Linked DNA regions of Homo sapiens: region 1 is linked to region 2. A link is a loop called in an ENCODE intact Hi-C map of the cell type or tissue named here. Cell type or tissue: OCI-LY7. All regions are shown on one strand. Each heading gives the region's core, and the rest is flanking DNA. Links, peaks and the distances in the headings are about the cores only.

Region 1 (4,389 bases), core at 139-4,138, 150 kb before region 2:
CAGTTTTCTTCCTACTGCAGAAGTATCAGATTCTTGCAGCATCCATGACACTTGTAAGCATTCAGTGGTCAGACACCACTACATATCCTTCAAATGATGTGGCCCAGTGAAGCTGGAGGGTGTCGTCACGGAGCCAGGCAGCCTGGTATCTCAGCCATCCACCAGGACAGAGCCAGCAGGCACTAGCTGGTGTGCTGAATCTTGACTAAAGTGGGAAATGGATTTTGCATTTTGAAAGTCAACTCTTCTAACATTGAACCTTAGGACATACCTGTTAGATAAAAGTGCATTGAGGGCTTCAGAAATTTACTGGATCAAATTTATAAAGCTCCTCTGCCAAAATTACTCTTAGAATAAGTTAAATCTTAATTTTATTATTCCTCTGGGTTTCTGAATTTATACCGTGTTATACATATTTTTAAAAGTATGAGTAAATGTATGTTCAGAACTATAACTGTGTTGTCTGAATTATTGACTATGTGTGATATATGCTAAATGAAGTATACTTGTAGGTCATTTAAAAGTGACAAAAATTTAAATCACAGAATATTAATCACCAAGGCCCATCGCCCATCACACTGAGTTTGCCATTTGGATCTTTAGACAAACGAAAAATTCCAATAAAATAAAAATACGTTTCATGTTTTTTTCCTCATTGGCCTCTTGTGCTCACTGTTAAAAGCACACGGGGATTTGGATTCTTGTTTCTTCTATTGTCCTATTATCATCTTTTGACAACACGATTCGTTAACTCATCTCCCACAGATGTTAGAAAAATGAACTTACAGGGTTTTGTTACAAGTTCAAGATTTCTCATGCCTCCTGTTGGCCTCTCCTTAACACAAGAGCTGCCTAAAAAAGTGTAGAGAGTATCTTCCATTTCTTTAAACTTTAGTTACCTAGGTCTGGTGGAAACATAATGACACACACACACACACACACACACACACACACACACACACACCATTTAATTCTATAAGGCTGCACAAGGTGGGCCCCATTCTTTAGACATCATTCTGACTGGGAAAATGCCCTGCTAGATTTTCAAACCATGTACTTTGCTACACTTTGTAACACTTTGGTGGTTAGGCTGGAGTAGCCTGGCATCTGGAATCATGATGTTTTATCATGAGAAACTGAGAGGATACTGTTTCTCTTTTCTAAAAAGAGAAAGAAACCCTTTGCTAGGGCTCATTAAAAATGGTTTTAAAATTGGAGCCAATAAAACACGATTGTCAATTCCTACAGCCTTTTTATCTCAGCAGCATTTTTAAAAGGCATCATTTCTCTCTCCCCTGAAATCCTACTTGCAACACACACAGCCACATTTCTAACTAGCAACAACAGAGGCAGCAGCAACTCTCCAACTTCTTTGTCACTGGTGAGCAGGCACACAGACCAACTGGAGCTAGAAGCCTCTCCACTCCTCCATCCCAATTTTCAAGTGCACTCTTCTCAGAAATGGGAGTTGCTAGGCAAGATTCACCCCATCACCCTGAAATCTCTTGCTTTACTCTCCTTTAAAAGTGAAAAGGAAAGGCTTTCCACAACATAGAAAAGTTTGCCTGGGCACATGATACCAGCATTTCCAATAGTGACCCTAATAGACAAAGCATTTTGGAGTTCTGACATCGACAGGGAGCAGATCCCAGTCATGAAGAAACAACTTGAGTGTGTGACGGCAAGACCATGAAAGCCTTCCTTTGCAAGCATCGCCTGGGCTCTTCTGCTCACCCAAGGCAGAACTGAGGAGGGGTGGGGTGGGCATTCCTCACCACAGGATCCTTTTTCTTGAGCAAGCCCATCTTAAGATTTGTAGGGAGAGCTGGCTTAGAGAGACTTCCAAAGCTACACTTCTAACTGTCCTGGCCTTTGGCCCCATCTGCCTGTCAATTTCAGTCTGAGTCCACAATTCCCATGTTTACGGCTCTGGGGATATCTAGAACCTCGGCTTTGGAGCGCTCAGGGATGCTGCTAGGCCAGTTCCCTATTGACCTTTCAGGGACTCTGAAATCAACTTTCCTCACACACTCTGAATTGTTTGCGTTTGTTTTCATCCTGCCAGAGCCACCCGCCCAGGCCACCCATCTCTTCCCTCCTCCCTGCCCCCTCCCCTCCCTCCGGCCTCTCTGGCTCTACCCCCCCCTCCCCCGCCCTCCTCTTTGTTGTCTCCTACCTGCTGGCCAGGCTCTGCCTGCAGTGCTGCCTGAAGGGCATCAGGTGGTAGTTCATGGCGTCCAGCAGCAGCTTCTGGCAGACCGGGTCGGTTCGCATGAAATCCACTGACTGGACCCGCTCCACCAGCTCCGGGGCCGGGATGAGGGCGAAGCGGAGGCGCTTCATGAGGTCAGGCGCATACTGCATGCGGGTCTCGCGGTCGTGCTCCAGCCACAGCACGGACATCTGGAAGAGCGCCAGCTCCGACTCCACGGGGGGCGGCAGCGAGTCCAGCAGGGCGCGCATCTCCTCGAAGTTGAGCAGCAGCACATCCTCCACCAGGTACTTGTTGGCCAGCTTCTTGGTCTCCTCCAGGCCGTGCAGCGCGGCGATCTTGCACACCTGCTTGTAGTTCTGCACCGAGATCTGGTCGTTGAGGAACTGCACGCAGAGCTTGGTGACCTGGGGGATGTGCAGGATCTTGCTGACCGACAGCACCTCCTCCACCGTGTCCAGGGACAGGGTCACGTTGGCCGTGTAGAGGTACTCGAGCACCAGGCGCAGCCCGATGGACGAGCAGCCCTGCAGCACCAGGTTGTTGATGGCCCGGGGGCTGGTCAGCAGCTTGTCGTCGGGGGAGGAAGAAGGAGTCCCGGGCTCCTCCTGCGGCGGCGGCTGCTGCTGCTGTGACGGCTGCTGCTGCGGCGGCTGCTGCTGGTCCTTGGGGGCCCCCAGGCCGTCCTGGCCGCCGACCCCTCCCCCGAGAGGGGGGTGGCTGGAGAAGAGCGATCGGAAGTACTGCGAGCAGGAGGCCAGCACGGCCTTGTGGCAATGGAACTGCTGGCCCTGGGCCGTCAGGGTCACGTCGCAAAACAGCTGCTTCCTCCACAGCAGGTTGAGGCCGTGCAGCAGGTTGTCGCTGTGGCTGGGGTCGAAGGTGGAGGTCCTGTCCCCGGATCTGGACATGGCGAGCTGACTCGGTGCACCTGGCTTTAAACCCTCCTCCAACCTGGCAGACAGGGGTGGGGGATGGGAGGGAGGGGAGCAGGGTGGTGGAGCGGGTGGGGTGTGGTCGGGGTGGGGAAGGGTGTGGAGGGGAGGGGAGGGCGAAGAACAAGAATCAAGGCTCAGCTTGACTCCCTCCTGGCGCGCTCCGGACCCCGACCCTAGGAGGAAAGTCCGAAGACGCTGGATCCGTGAGCGCCACCAGAAGGGCCCTGTCTGGGGTCCCGGCGCCGGTTCTGCGCCCTGCGGCTCCTCTCGCCACCTCCCACACACTTCGTCCCTCACTTTCCTAAAACCAACCACCTCAGCTCGGCTGTTGGCAGCAACAGCAGTGGCAGCAGCGACGGCAAAGTGGCGGCTGAGGCCGAGGCACCTCGTGGGCTCGTGTCCATGCCGGGCCAGATGAAGGGAAAGGCCGGGAAGTGGGGAGCCGGGGGTGCCCTGAAAGCTCAGAGGCGACCGACGGCGAAGGTTCCAGGTCAACTTGTGCCCGAAGCTTTGCTTTTCGCAGTTGGCCCAGTTTGGGGGAGGGGGTAGGAACAGGGGCCCGACCAGCGTGCGGGGTGTGCGAATCTTAGCTCTCCAAAAGCTGGGACCCCCTTCGATTATCCATGCTGCCCCGAGAAACTCCTAGGCTAATAGTCTGAGGGAGGAGATAAAGCCCTTTCTTCTCCCGGGAAAGTGCAGCGGAGCGCGGTGAGGACCCGCTCAGTGGAATCGGCAGAGGCGGGAGCTGTCCTTATCAATTCGAGCTCATTTCCCTCAACCTGGCCCTGCCCGCTTCCCCGCTTCGCAAACTGTTGGCTTCCCCGTCACCACTCAGTTTGGCTAATTTTCCAGAGATGGCTTTAAACCTGGCAGGAGAATCCTTCCACCACCGCCACCCCCACCCGGTGGCCCCCTCTCCCCCGTCTCGCTCATTTCAAAGCGCGGAAGTTCAGGCATCAATCTCCCCTTCCAGCGAGGGGCGGCACCGAGGACTCAGGGGGAGGAAGTGGGGCTGCGAGGACGCGTTTGGAGAGGGAGCCGGGAGGCCTGGAGGCCGGGAGGGATTCGTGTGCACGGTTTCCCCTCCCGGGCACCAGGCGCAGTCGCTTTAACTCCAGTAACTATGAGAAGTTCAAGTTAGAAGGCAGGTGTTGGGGGAGGGGTGGGGGCTGTCGAACGAGCGGGGGGGCGGGGGAGCAGTGGGGTGCGGGGTCTCTGCGCCCCACCCAGCATCGTCGC
Region 2 (4,389 bases), core at 236-4,235:
TGGGGAAGGAGAGGTATTAGGATGAATTTAAGGACACTTGGGAGTATAAATCAGAGTTTTCAGTGGGTTTCCTTTTTTTTCTGCCTGGAGAAAATAACAGATGTGTTGAACTACAAATGAATTCAAAGTTTAGCAGTAGGAAGACTAAGGATTTCATGGTTTCTGAAACTGTGAATAGGCTTGCTGACAAAAGTCTAAGATCTACTAAAAAAAAAACTATGGGGAGACTTCAATTTTGGTAGAGGAAATCTCAAGTTTTCTTATTGAAAAAAAGGAGTGGTTGGAATTTGATCTTTTCTCTATTGCTATTTTATAGTCAATCATAATCTTTACCTGAAGGGAGAAAAAAAGGTTTTTGAGAGTATGATCACCCGGAAAAATGATTGCTTTGACAGCCTGTAAACATGAACAAACACTACTCTTCCAGATCTTTCTATTTAGTGCTGGACAAAAATCAAGTTAAAAAAACTTGAATAGGATGCTGTAAGAGAGAGTCATTGATGAACTTCTAGCTTTCCTATGCCAGTGCTGCAGCTTCTGTCATGCCTGTTTTCAGGTAGTAGTTAAGATCTGATACATTTGATTGCTGTTGCACACTTTTTCAGTTCCATCTTCTTTACTTACAGAGCGTCAGCTATTTTCCATGACACTCTTATCAACTGAACTGTCTTTCCTTTCACTCTTTCGTTTCTTACCAACTTTAACAGAACAGCCTTTATGTCCTGGCAGATGGATGAAGCGGAAGTTTAACTCATGTACTACCGAGTCCTGCTTGAGAAGTGTACTGTCAGAGAAACAGAAAACTCCAGTTTATTCAGCTGCTTCCTTCGTTGGCACTGTGCTTAAGTCTTTTCAGAAACTGGGGACAGGCAAATTTTATGTCAGAGTCTTCTCCATTGGATGGTTTTTCTTTTAATGTTTTGTGACTGTTGTGGCCATGTGAGAAAGAATCAACTTCCAAATATCACAGTGAAAGAAGCTGCATTCATCAGGGTTCTCCAGAGAAACAGAACCAACAGGAAGTGTATATACATATAAAGAGAGATTTATTTTAAGGAATTGGCTCATGTGATTATGGAGGCTAACACGTCCTAAATCTCCATGGTAGGCTTGCAGGCTGGAGATCCAGGAAAGACCTGATGTTGCAGTTCAAGTCTCAGGGCCAATTGCTGGAGAATTCCCTCTTGCTCTGGGAAGGCCAGTCTTTGGTCTTTTCAGACTTTCATCTGATTGGATGAGGCCCACGTACAAAATGGAGATAAATCTGCTTTACTCAAAGGCCACTGATTTAAATGTAAGTCTTACCCAAAAACACTCTTACAGAAACACCAGATGACATTTGACCAAATATCTGAGCACCAGGGCCCAGCCAAGGTAAAACATAAAATTAGCCATCACAGAGCCCAGGACCCAGACAGAGGCAGAGACCTCTTAGTGATGACTGAGGAGCCAGAGAAGAGGAATATGGGAAAGAGAGTGGCACAACTTTATATCTGGAAAGAGAAAAAGGAAGTCATATGGCTGTTCATTATGAAGTATTTCAAATTATCACCACACAAACATGGTCCATGCAACACACACCTGTCTTTTTGGCTGAATATCTTAGCAACAAGGTGTCCTCACATCATTTTGTTCTTAGGTACAGGTAGATATCATGGTAGTTCTGAAGCAGTGGGCCACCAGGGGCAATGTGGTGAAATGAGAGACAGTAAAGGCCTGCTCAGTTTCCTTCTGCTCTTACTCCCTCTAATGGCAGGGGGTTGACACATCTACCCCCGAGAATATCTGCCCCGCCCTTCTTTCTAGAATTCAAAACAGTAGTCCAAGAGATCTCTGCCATGTTTACAGTTTCCCTGCCTCCTTAGCACCAGTTGCAACAGATTCACTCCTTACCAAATAGAAAACAGGTATAATATTATTTTTGCCGGTAAAATATTTATATTAACTTCAATAATCAAACAACAAACATTCTTTAAGTCCCTAGTAGGTACACAGCACTGAAGAGAATGCAAAAGAAAAAACATATTTCCTGTCTGTAAGAAGTTTATAATTTTTCTGGGAAGGAAGTCTAATATGTGGCAAATTAATAGAATTAATAGAATTCATCAAGTTATTAGTGGGGGCAATTTCCAATAGAAACTCTATGGGAGTTTATAGATGGTGAACATAAATATGAGATGGAACAGCTCACCTCTCTTTGTTGCTAAACTTGAATATGTGTTGCAAAAATTGAGTGATATTGTTTAAAATGGGTCAAGAATTTGCTTATACTTACTCAAACCTCTCCAGTTTCTTCCAATGATTATATGTCTTCTTGCTGTCTTTTTTTCAATTTACTTAATTAGTAGTCAAATTTATCAAAACTGTACAGAAACACCTAAGAATGGATTTTTGATAGAGAAGATTTGGAACTTTTGCCTGTAAAATAGAATACGTCTCTATGCTTGTAAACATTTAGTTACCTCAGAAGGTAAACTAAATGGAATCCCAGTTTTTCTGGAGATTGCAACTATTATTAGCAGATGAATCTCTAATATCAGTTCTATCAACATTCTCCTTTTAGCTTTTACTTAAAGAAGAAAGATAGACAGTATCTAGAAATTATCCTGGATGAACTCTGCCTTTCTAATAATTTCTGGAAACCTGAGAGTATTCTGGGTTCCCTGAGATGACAAATTCATTGCAACACCCTCTATTTGCCTAATCCCCGCACAAGACAGGATGACCCTTGTGGCAGAAAACAGTTTCAGGGAGATTGACTCTGAACTGAAGGGTAAAGATGTTTACTGAGAGACCTGAGTCCTTACAGTGGGACAATTAATAGGGCAGGTACTAAGGTCATTGCTGTAATACTCTAAGGTTGAACCTGGGAAAAAAGCACCAAATGTCACATTTGTGGGGCAAACAAAACAAAGTCAGTACTGGATAGTGAGCAGTATGCAAAGTGCTGATAGAAGACGAGATTAGGTCTGAGGGAAGCCCAAGGAGGGGAGCTATGAACTCAGACTTGGAGAGTGGACCGGACACTGGTAGAGTAGTCTTCCCTTATCCAAGGGGGATACTTGCAAAGACACCCAGCAGATGCCTGAAAGTGCAGATAGTACAGAACCCTATATATACTATGTTTTTTTTCCTATACATACATACCTATGATAAAGTTTAATTTATAAGTTAGACACAGGAAGAGATTAACATCAATAATATAACGATTACCATCTACCATCATAAAAGTTATACGATTGTGGTCTCCTCGCTCTCAAAATATTTTATTGTTCTGTACTCACTTTTCTTCTTTGATCTGTAGGTCTGTTAACCAAGACAGCTGCTAAGTGACTCATAGGTGGGTAGCCTAGAAAGCATGGATATGCTGGACAAAGGGATGATTCATGTCCTGTGTGGGATGGTGTAAGAGATTTCATCACGCTGCTCAGAATGGTGCACAATTTAAAATGAATTATTTTTAAATTTAAATATGATTTAAATACGAATTGTTTGCTTCTGGACTTTTTCATTCAACATTTTTGGACTGCAGTTGACTGCGGGTTACCGTAACAGACGAAGGTGAAACTATGGATAAGGGGCACTACTGCACATCCTTTTCCCATGGTTTGCAGTTTATATTCTGAATGTGTTTAATCTGACTGTAGTAGGAAGGTGGGATGCAGAGCTGGACTCCAAGCCAGCTGCATGCTCTATCACTTTTACTGATGGATATATGACAAGAAAATGTCTTCTAATTTTGTTTCTTTATCTGAAAGGCAAGAGAAGGCATCTGAGATGACACAGAATTCCCACTAAAATCATAGAATACTGGAGAGGCAGTGATCTGTGTCTCGCTAATCAAAGTGTGGCCCATGGAGCAGCAGAATTTGAATCACCTGAGAACTTGGCAATGCAAAATCTGAGGCTTCAGCCCAGATCTATTGCATTAGGATGTACAATTGCACAAGCTTCGGGTGATTCTTGTGCACATTAAAATCAGAGAGGCAGGCAGATCACGAGGACAGGAGATCAAGACCATCCTGGCTAACGTGGTGAAACCCCATCTCAAAAGTACAAAAAAAAAAAAAAGAAAAAGAAAAAAAAATTAGCTGAGCATGGTGGCGGGCGCCTTGTAGTCCCAGCTACTAGGAGGCTGAGGCAGAAGAATGGCGTGAACCCGGGAGGCAGAGCTTGCAGTGAGCCGAGATCTCGCCACTGCACTCCAGCCTGGGTGACAGAGCGAGACTCAGCCTCAAAAAAAAAAAAAAAAAAAAAAAAAAATCAGAGAGTGTGATTCGCAGGGAGACGGAAGTTCTCCCTTCTATAATACCACTCACAGATAGTCATCCAGTATCTGCTACAAACCCACCGGTGATAAGGAGCTCGTGATTTTTTAAAATCACAGTG

What was found. Peaks named below come from ENCODE experiments on the same cell type or tissue, not always from the same donor. Only the 100,000 strongest peaks of a DNase experiment are listed, where the experiment ranks them.
Region 1: it touches region 2 in a loop (3-fold over the local background); 4 of 110 quality-filtered maps call a loop at or near these places.

Annotation. Positions count from the first base shown.
Region 1 is chr18:32,767,469-32,771,857 of GRCh38, forward strand. KLHL14 (kelch like family member 14) reads right to left here. Exons shown (of 9, transcript NM_020805.3): 2 at 2,177-3,166. The coding sequence starts at 3,123. It overlaps LOC105372055 (a long non-coding RNA gene), which reads left to right and starts at 3,208. Exons shown (of 2, transcript XR_935342.4): 1 at 3,208-4,389. In OCI-LY7, for the core only: a CTCF peak has its summit at 2,421; a DNase peak (open chromatin) is centred at 2,523; H3K4me3 peaks cover 1,872 bases.
Region 2 is chr18:32,918,285-32,922,673 of GRCh38, forward strand. It overlaps LOC107985186 (a long non-coding RNA gene), which reads left to right and starts at 1,119. Exons shown (of 3, transcript XR_001753401.1): 1 at 1,119-1,294; 2 at 3,305-3,340. In OCI-LY7, for the core only: CTCF peaks have their summits at 1,738 and 1,943; a DNase peak (open chromatin) is centred at 1,717.